2 separate regions of the Homo sapiens genome follow, and region 1 is linked to region 2. Evidence: read pairs that join two places in POLR2A ChIA-PET (ENCODE). Cell type or tissue: MCF 10A. All regions are shown on one strand. Links, peaks and the distances in the headings refer to the core of each region. The heading gives the core; the rest is flanking DNA.

What was found. Peaks named below come from ENCODE experiments on the same cell type or tissue, not always from the same donor. Only the 100,000 strongest peaks of a DNase experiment are listed, where the experiment ranks them.
Region 1: POLR2A ChIA-PET joins it to region 2 with 6 read pairs; 5 of 35 experiments call an interaction of 5 or more read pairs at or near these places.

The regions. Positions count from the first base shown.
Region 1 is chr20:3,482,826-3,487,221 of GRCh38, forward strand. The region is part of intron 1 of ATRN (attractin); the gene reads left to right. Among named protein-coding and RNA genes, the nearest start is that of ATRN, 14 kb to the left of the region's middle. In MCF 10A, for the core only: no CTCF peak of the experiment used is centred there; no DNase peak of the experiment used is centred there.
Region 2 is chr20:3,418,497-3,422,892 of GRCh38, forward strand. It overlaps LOC105372508 (a long non-coding RNA gene), which reads right to left. Exons shown (of 3, transcript XR_937212.3): 2 at 3,455-3,582. It overlaps LOC105372509 (a long non-coding RNA gene), which reads left to right. Exons shown (of 3, transcript XR_001754709.1): 2 at 1,551-1,636; 3 at 2,058-2,292. Among named protein-coding and RNA genes, the nearest start is that of DNAAF9, 13 kb to the left of the region's middle. RefSeq lists an enhancer at 2,107-2,176. In MCF 10A, for the core only: no CTCF peak of the experiment used is centred there; a DNase peak (open chromatin) is centred at 2,045.

The DNA of each region.
Region 1 (4,396 bases), core at 83-4,082, 64 kb after region 2:
TGATGATATGTTTAGTGCTGGTTCAGTCTCTGAACTAACTATAACTTCCTATTAATATGAAATATTTGAAGCCTATGGAAGAGATGCGAGGAATATCTCTTTGTACTTGCAACCTGGTTTTTCTGAATTTTCTTCATATTAATGTTATTCTAAAAAGTAAAATGTTACAGATACTGACCAAGGTCCCCATGTTACCACCCCTTCTTAATCCTCTTCACCGTACCCTTTCCCCAGAGGTAACTAGTATGGTGAAGTTGATGTTTATTATTTCTCTTGCATGTTTCTACTCTTATTACAGAGAGTACAGAGAGATATTTCTGCAAACAATATCTTATTCCCAAAAACATGTAGCATTTTTTAATCTTGAGATGAGATATGCTGGAGATTTATCTGTTGATAAATGTAGTTCTAGTGGATTCATAGTTAATATTAATTACAGAAGGATTCCAGTTTACTTACCCATTTTCCTGCTGATGGGCATTTAGAGTTTTCCAACTTTTGCTGTTACAAATAGTACTACAATTACATTCTTTTTTTTTGTGACAGGGTCTCACTCTATGAACCAGGCTAGAGTGCAGTGATGTAATCACCGCTCACTGCAGCCCTGACCTTCAGGGCTTAGGTGATCCTCCCACCTCAGCCTCTGGAATAGCTGAGACTACAGGCATGTGCCACCACACCCAGCTAATTTTTTGTGTTTTTAGTAGAGACCAGGCTTCACTATGTTGCCCGGGCTGATCTTGAACTCCTGGCCTAAGCAATTTGCCTGCCTGGGGCTCTCAGAGTGCTGGGATTGCAGGTGTGAGCCACCATGCCCGGCCCAATTAGCATTCTTTACCTATCTCTTTTTGCATACATGTGTGATTTTTCTCTAGGGTAGTGATCTTCAGTCTTTTGAAACACCTCCAAAATAACTGAAATTCTTTTTACTTCCTTGCTTTCAGGTTGACATGCAGTTGACACATATTATTTTTCAAAAAAAAACAGATTTATAGAGTTGAAGAGATACAATTTCTGTATATTATAAATAGAGCTGCTGAAAAAATTCCCCATTATACAGTATTACTTTAAAAATATTTATTGAGTAGAATCCAAATTCCATAGCAGTTTAATAACCTTTCTCATTTTAAAAAATACATGAGGCCGGGCATGATGACTCACACCATAATCCCAGCACTTTGGGAGGCTGAGGTGAGAGGATTGCTTAAGCCCAGGAGTTTGAGACCAGTCTGGGCAACATAGGGAGACCCCATCTCTATAAAAAAATTTAAAAATTTGCAGGGCATGATAGCACATAACTGTAGTCTTAGCTACTTGGGAAGTTGAGGTGGGAGGGTCACTTGAGCCCAGCAGTTTGAGGCTGCAGTGAGCTAAGATCACACTACTGCATTCTATCCTGGATGACAGAGAGGGACCTTGTCTTTAAAAAAAAAAAAACAACAAAGAAACCAAAACCCACATGTAGTAAATGTTATTATTCTTTTCCTTTATGGCTTGTCCTTTTTGTGTTATATTATAAAATTCCTTTCCTGTACTGACCTTGTAAATATACTCTTCTATATTTTACTTCCTCAAAATTTAAAATTTTTGCTTTATTCCATTCTGATCTTTTATCCACCTGTAACTTGTTTCTGTGAATGATTTGTTATATTGACCTAATTTAATTATCTTTATATGGTAAGCGGTTGTTGCAGTTCCATTTATAGAACAGTTTTGCCCCTGCTCCCCGTTTGTATTGAATTGTGCTATAATCATTTAAAACTTCAGACTTGTCTTGATTGTTCTTAACTCTTGGCTCCCCTAATTTCAACAAAAATCCCTGTTGATATTTTGTTGGAATTTCACCTGATGTTGAGATAAGCCTGGGGAAATCTGTCATCTTTATTATAGAGGGTCTTTCCATCCTTCGCATCCTTCTGGAAAGATGCTTTATATTTCCAGTTTAGGTCTCATATCTTTCAGTAAATTCTTATAGCTTTTTTCAAATGATCTGACACACTTTTATTAGATTTACTACTCGATAGAGAATTTTGTTATTACTAGAAACTAATTGATTACTATAGTACCTAGGAATGGATTTTAAAATTATTATTATTATTATTATTATTATTATTATTATTATTGCACTGAGTAATATTTAGCTCATGAGTATCTGTATTTATCTGGGCACCTCTCTGAAGTCTGGTAAACTTATTCACCTGTCTGGATCTAGGCAGGAGGTTGACTGGGCTCAGCTGGTGGGGATGGGGGTGTCACAGCTGTCACATCTCTTTGTACCAGAGGCTGGCTGAGCCTCACCATCATGGTGATGGCAGAAGTGCAAAGGCAGAATTTATTTCCTCGTATTTTGAATTTTTATATCTATGAATCCTTCCTAAGCTCTTGTAGTACTGGTAGCTTGTGTGTGGATTCTCCTGTTCCCCATGTTGATAGTCATGCTGCCAATAAGTTGTGACAGTTTACTTCTAAACTGTATACACCTTCTTTCTTTTTCTTGTGTAATTAATGAGCTAGTTCATGTTGTTGAATATTATCAATGTAGGACATTGTTGAATGGTCTTGATCCTGACTTTAAAAAGAATCCTATGGAATAGTTCCCTGCACATAGAAGGTGGCCTGTGATTATATTGATTTTTGTCTTTTCATCTGTTAATGTGGTAAATTACACTTACATACTTTTTAATTGTTAGACCATCTTTGTATTCCTGAGTTGAACCCATTTTGGCCATGATATGTTTTTTAATACAGATTTTTAGATTTGGTTTGCCAATACATTTTTTTGAGGTTTTTTTTTTTTTTTTTTTTTTTTTTTTTGAGTTGGAGTCTTGCCCTGTCGTCCAGGCTGGAGTGCAATGGTGCGATCTTGGCTCACTGCAACCTCTGCCTCCTGGGTTCAAGCAATTCTCCTGCCTCAGCCTCCCAAGTAGCTGGGATTACAGGTGCCTGCCACCATGCCTGGCTTATTTTTGTATTTTTAGTAGAGACGGGGTTTCACCATGTCGGTCAGGCTGGTCTCAAACTCCTGACCTCATAATCCTCCTGCCTCAGCCTCCCAAAGTGCTGGGATTACAGGCATAAGCCACCCCGCCCAGCCTGAATTTTTGAACTGTGCTTGTGAGCTTTTCTTTTGGCAAGCATGTCAGATTTTGTCTGTTGTTTTATTTTGTCTTCACCCTTGAATGCTCATATAGCTGGGTCTGGAATTTAAGATTGATCATTATTTTCTTTGAGCAATTTGAATGTTTTTTTCCAATGTCTTCTGATTTTTATTACTGATGTTTCAAAGTCAGCTGTCAGTCTAATTCATTCATAGGTAATTTTTTTTCTTTCTCTCTTTTTTAGCTTCTTACTCTGGAAAATTTCAAATAAACAAAAATGGAAGGTATAACAAGTGTGACGTGTCTGTCACCAGCTTCAACATTTGCAACTCATAGCCAGTCTTTTTCACTTTTACCACTGCCCCATTCCCATGCCTTCCCCTCCTCCCACCAGCCAGCATAGATTATTTTGAAGTAAATCTCAGGTGCCATTTTGTTTCCTTCTGGTTGTTTTTCTTTTCCTTTTTCTTTTTTTCCTTTTTATTTTTATTTTTATTTTTTTGAGACAGAGTCTTGCTCTTTCACTCATGCTGGATTGCAGTGGTGTGATCTTGACTCACTGCAACCTCTGTTTCCCGAGTTCAAGCGATTCTGGTGCTTCACCTTCCTGAGTAGTTGAAATTACAGTTGTGTGCCACTTTTTTATTTTTAGTAGATATGGGGTTTCACTGTTGTCTCGAATTCCTGGCCTCAAGTAATCTGTCCGCCTTGGCCTCCCAAAGTGCTGGGATTACAGGTGTGAGCCACCACACCAAACCATTCTGGTTTTTTATAAGTGCTCTTGCTTTTACTCATAGTCTATCTCTGTTATTTTTTTCTTTCCCTTTCTCTTTTGGTTGATTGTATTAACGTAGTATTACTATGATGTGCCCAAATGTGGATTTATTTTTATTTTGCTCAGTGTATGTGCATTCTTTATCTGAGGATTCAAGTCTGTTATCATTTCTGGGAAATTCTCAGGTATTATCTTTTGAAAGCTTCCTTTACATTTTATTTGTTATTATCTCTTAGTACGACTTTTAGACAGACACATGTTGCCTATTCTTTTTATTCTGTTTACTTTCTACTTCTCATAATTTTTATCTATTTCCCTCTGTTGCATTCAGGATAATTTCCTCAGATCTGTTCTCTAGTTCACAAATTCTCACTTTAACTGTATCTAATTTGTGGTGTAACTTGTTAAATTTTCATTTTCAGTGACTGTATTTTTAATTTCTAGAGGTTTTATCTTTTATTAATAAAACTGGCTGCTTATTTTCATAGTGTTATTTTTTGATACTTTTGATCCTATTGTGCCT
Region 2 (4,396 bases), core at 212-4,211:
GTGTTGCCCAGGCTGGCCTTGAACTCCTAGGCTCAAATGATCCTACCACCTCAGCCTCCCAAAGTGCTGGGATTATGGGCATGAGCCTTCACACCCAGCCCTTGATTTTATTTTAACGTCCGTAGATTAGTTTTGTCTGCTCTTGAAATTTGTATAAATGGAATCAGCATATTGATTTTTGAGATTCATTCATTATGCTATATGTATCAATAATTTGTTCACTTTTATTGATGATGAGTAGTATTTTATAGCTCAAACATAACACAATTTGTCGATCCACTTACTAGGTGATGAACATTTGACTTGTTTCCAGTTTGAGGATATTATATATAAACTCTTATAAAACATGTATGTATAAGTCTTTGTGTGGCCATATGTTTTCACTCTTCTTGGGTAAATAGAAGAATTGCTAGGTTATATGGTACATGTATGTTTATCTTTACAAGATAACCGTCTAACAGTTTTTCAAAGTGGTTGTGCCCCATTTTACACTCCCGTCAGAAGTGTATGAGAATTCGGTCCTGGCGCAGTGGCTCACGCCTGTAATCCCAGCACTTTGGGAGGCCGAGGCAGGTGGATCATTGAGGTCAGGAGTTCAAGACTAGCCTAGGCAACATGGTGAAACCCCATCTCTACTAAAAATACAAAAATTAGCTGGGTGGTAGTGGCATGCACCTGTAATCCAAGCTACTTGGGAGGCTGAGGCAGGAGAATCACTTGAGCCTGGGAGGCAGAGATTGCAGTGAGCCGAGATCGCACCACTGCACTCCAGTTTGGGCCACAGAGTGAGAACCTATCTCAAAAAAAAAAAAAAAAAAAAAAAAAGAGGTGTATGAGAATTCCAGTTGTTTCACAACCCTATCAACTCTTGGTAGTGTCAGTCTTTAACTTTCGTCATTCTCCTGCATATGCAGTTGTGTCCCATTGTGATTTTAATTTGCATTTCCCTAATAACTAATGATGTTGGGCATCTTGTCATATTCTTATTTACCATCTGAATATCTTCTGTTATAAAATATTTTTAAAGTGCTCTGCACATTTAGAAAATGGGTTGTTTGTGTTTTATTACTGAGTTAAAGGAGTTCTTTATTTTAGAGTATTTTATTTCGGAGTCCTTTCCTGGATATATGCATTGGGAATGTTTTCTCTCATTGGTTGCATTTACATTTTCTTTTGTGTTTTTTTTTTTTGAGACAGAGTTTTGCTCTTGTTGCTCAGGCCGGAGTGCAATGGCACGATCTCGGCTTACTGCAACCTCTACCTCCTGGGTTCAAGTGATTCTCCTGCCTCAGCCTCCCAAGTAGCTGGGACTATAGGCATGCACTACCATGCCCAGCTAATTTTTTGTATTTTTAGTAGAGACGGGGTTTCATCATGTTGGCCATACTGGTCTTAAACTCCTGACCTCAGTTGATCTGCCCACCTTGGCCTCCCAAAGTGCTGGGATTACAGGCGTGAGCCACTACATTTTCTTAAAGGTGTCTTTTGTGCAGTAGAAGATTTTAATTTTCATGAATTCTAATGTATTATTATTTTTTCATTTATTTTAGAGGAGAATGTGCTGGCTCTGATGTTCAGTGACAAGGGAACAGAGAGAGGTAGGAAGGCCTGAACCAGCCAAGAGACTTTACCTGAGGTAAAAATTCCTCTTCCTTCAATGCCTCAAATCAGGATCTTGAAGTTGGAAAATAATAAAAGCTTGTACAGATTCCACTTTGATTGTTTTTGGCAAGGCTATTTCATAACTACCTGTGGTGATCTAGAGGGTTTCTCAGAAGAAATGACATTTGTGGAGGGAGTCCGGAAGCTGAGTGATAATGAAAGCTATAATTCAAAACCACACTAAGCACTCTTCATGTCATCCTCTGTGGTAGCCAGCCAAGATGGCCCCCAGTGATCCTCAAGTCCTGTGTTCATGCCTTTGTATAGCCTCCCTCAATACTGAATCATGCCTGGCCTGTGACCAATAGAGTATGGCACACATTGTGACTTCCAAGGCTTGGTCATGAAAGACATATGCAACTTCCTTTTGCTTTCTCTTGCATAATCTGTTCTAGACAAAGCAGCTGCCGTTTTATGAGGACACTCAAGCAGCTCTATGGAGAGGCCCACGTGGTGAGAAACTGAGGCCTCCTGCCAAAAACCAGCATCAACTTGTCAGTCATGTGACTGAACCATCCTGGAAGCAGATCTTCCCACTCCAGTGAACCCTGCAGTTGATCACAGCCCCAGTGGATACTTTGGCTGCAGAGAGACCATGATCTAGAACCAATTAGCTAAGTTGCTCCTGAATTCCTGACTCACAGAAACTGTTTGATTAAGATAATAAATATCTTATGTTGTAACAAGTCACTAAATTTGAAGGTAATTTGCTATTCAGCAATAGATAATTAATACAACAGTTCTATAAGGTAAGAATGAGGTATTATCTCCACTATACAAATAAGGAAACAGCCTCAGAAAGGTTAGGTGACTTGCCCAAATTAACTGTCAGAGAAGATTTTTTTCCCTTGACAAATAATTTACATTTTATGGCAATTTCCATGGAGAGGCTAGGTGCAGTGGCTCAATCCTGTAGTCTCAGCACTTTGGGAGGCTGAGGCGGGAGGACTGCTTGAAGCTAGTAGTTCAAGACCAGCTGAGGCCACATAGTAAGACCCCTGTTTCTACAAAAAATTAAAAAAAAATTTTTTTTTTTGAGACAGAATTTCGCTCTTGTTGCCCAGGCTGGAGTGCAATGGCGTGATCTCGGCTCACTGCAACCTCTGCCTCCTGGGTTCAAGCGATTCTCCTGCCTCAGCCTCCTGAGTAGCTGGGATTACAGGCACCTGCCACCACGCCCGGCTAACTTTTGTATTTTTAGTAGAGACAGGGTTTCACCATGTTGGCCAGGCTGGTCTTGAACTCCTGACCTCAGCTGATCTGCCCACCTTGGCCTCCCAAAGTGCTGGGATTACAGGCGTGAGCCACTGCACCTGGCCAAAAAATTTTTTTAATTTGAAATTTATATTTTAAATTTAAATTGCTCACACCTGCAATCTCAGCACTTTTGGAGGCTGAGGCAGGTAGATCGCTTGAGTTCAGTAGCTCAAGACCAGCCTGGGAAACGTGACAAAGCTCCATCTCTGCAACAAATACAAAAGAATTAGCCAGGCATGGTGGTGTGCGCCTGTAGACCCAGCTAATTGGGACGCTGAGGTGGGAGGATCGCTTTAGCCTGGGAGACAGAGACTGTGGTGAGCCAAGATCGCGCCACTGCACTCCAGCCTGGGCGACAGAGCAAGGCCCTGCTGTCTCAAAATATTAAATAAATAAATACATTTATTTCCATGGAGAAACAATAAAGAGAAACATCAAAACTCAGATGGCAAACCTCCTCAGCCCTTCCTGAACCTTTTTCCTCCCCAGCATTCCAACATTTCTCTCAAAAACTCTCAAGCCTGCCCAGCTTTACCTCTAGCCTCCCTCTTGCATTTCCCACTCAGCAAAGCAAAAAGGTGGCTGCATTCGAACTGAGTTTCGATTCCAGCTCTAACTTCAATGTCCATGTTCCTAACCACTCTGGTTCCCAGAAGGGTTTCTCTAGGAAGAAAAATAAGGGAAGGGCATTAGACGTAGAGAAAACAACAAATGCAAAGAAGCGAGGGTTTGACAGAATCTGGCTGCCTCTGAGGGAGTGGAGGGACAATGGTTCAGCGGGGCTAGAGAGCAAACTTCCTGGGAAAGGAGGTGGCAGGGTGAAGCAGGAAAGGAGTTCGTAGCCAGTGTGTAGAAACCCATAGGCCATGTCAACAATTTTGAATTTCTCTACAACAAAAAATTTTAGGCAGGGGAGAAAGTTGCTTGTGTCTGAATTTCCAAAAGACTCTTTAGGGAAAGAAATCATTGTATTAAAAAGAGACTTGCACTGGAATATTTATTGCAGCACTGTTCACAATAATCACAAAGACAGGGGATCAACCTAAGTGTTTGTCAAAGGAGAATTGGATAAAATGTAGTATGTGCATATACCATGGAATACTGTAATACTTAGCCATAGAAAAGAATGAAGTCATATCTTTTGCAGCAACATGGATGGAACTGGAGGCCATGATCCTAAGTGAAATAACTCAGGAACAGAAAGTCAAATGCCACATGTTCTCACTTATTAGTGGGAGCTAAATAATGTGTACATATAGACACACAGAGTGGGATAATAGACATTGGAGACTACAAAAGGTGAGAGGGTGGGAGAAGGGTGAGGATTGAAAAATTACCTATTGGGTACAATATTCACTATTCAGATGATGTGTACACTAACAGCCGAGACTTCACTGCTAAGCAATATATGCACGCAATAAAGCTGCACTTGTACTCCATGTATATATAATAGATAGTAAAATGTATTATATATTAA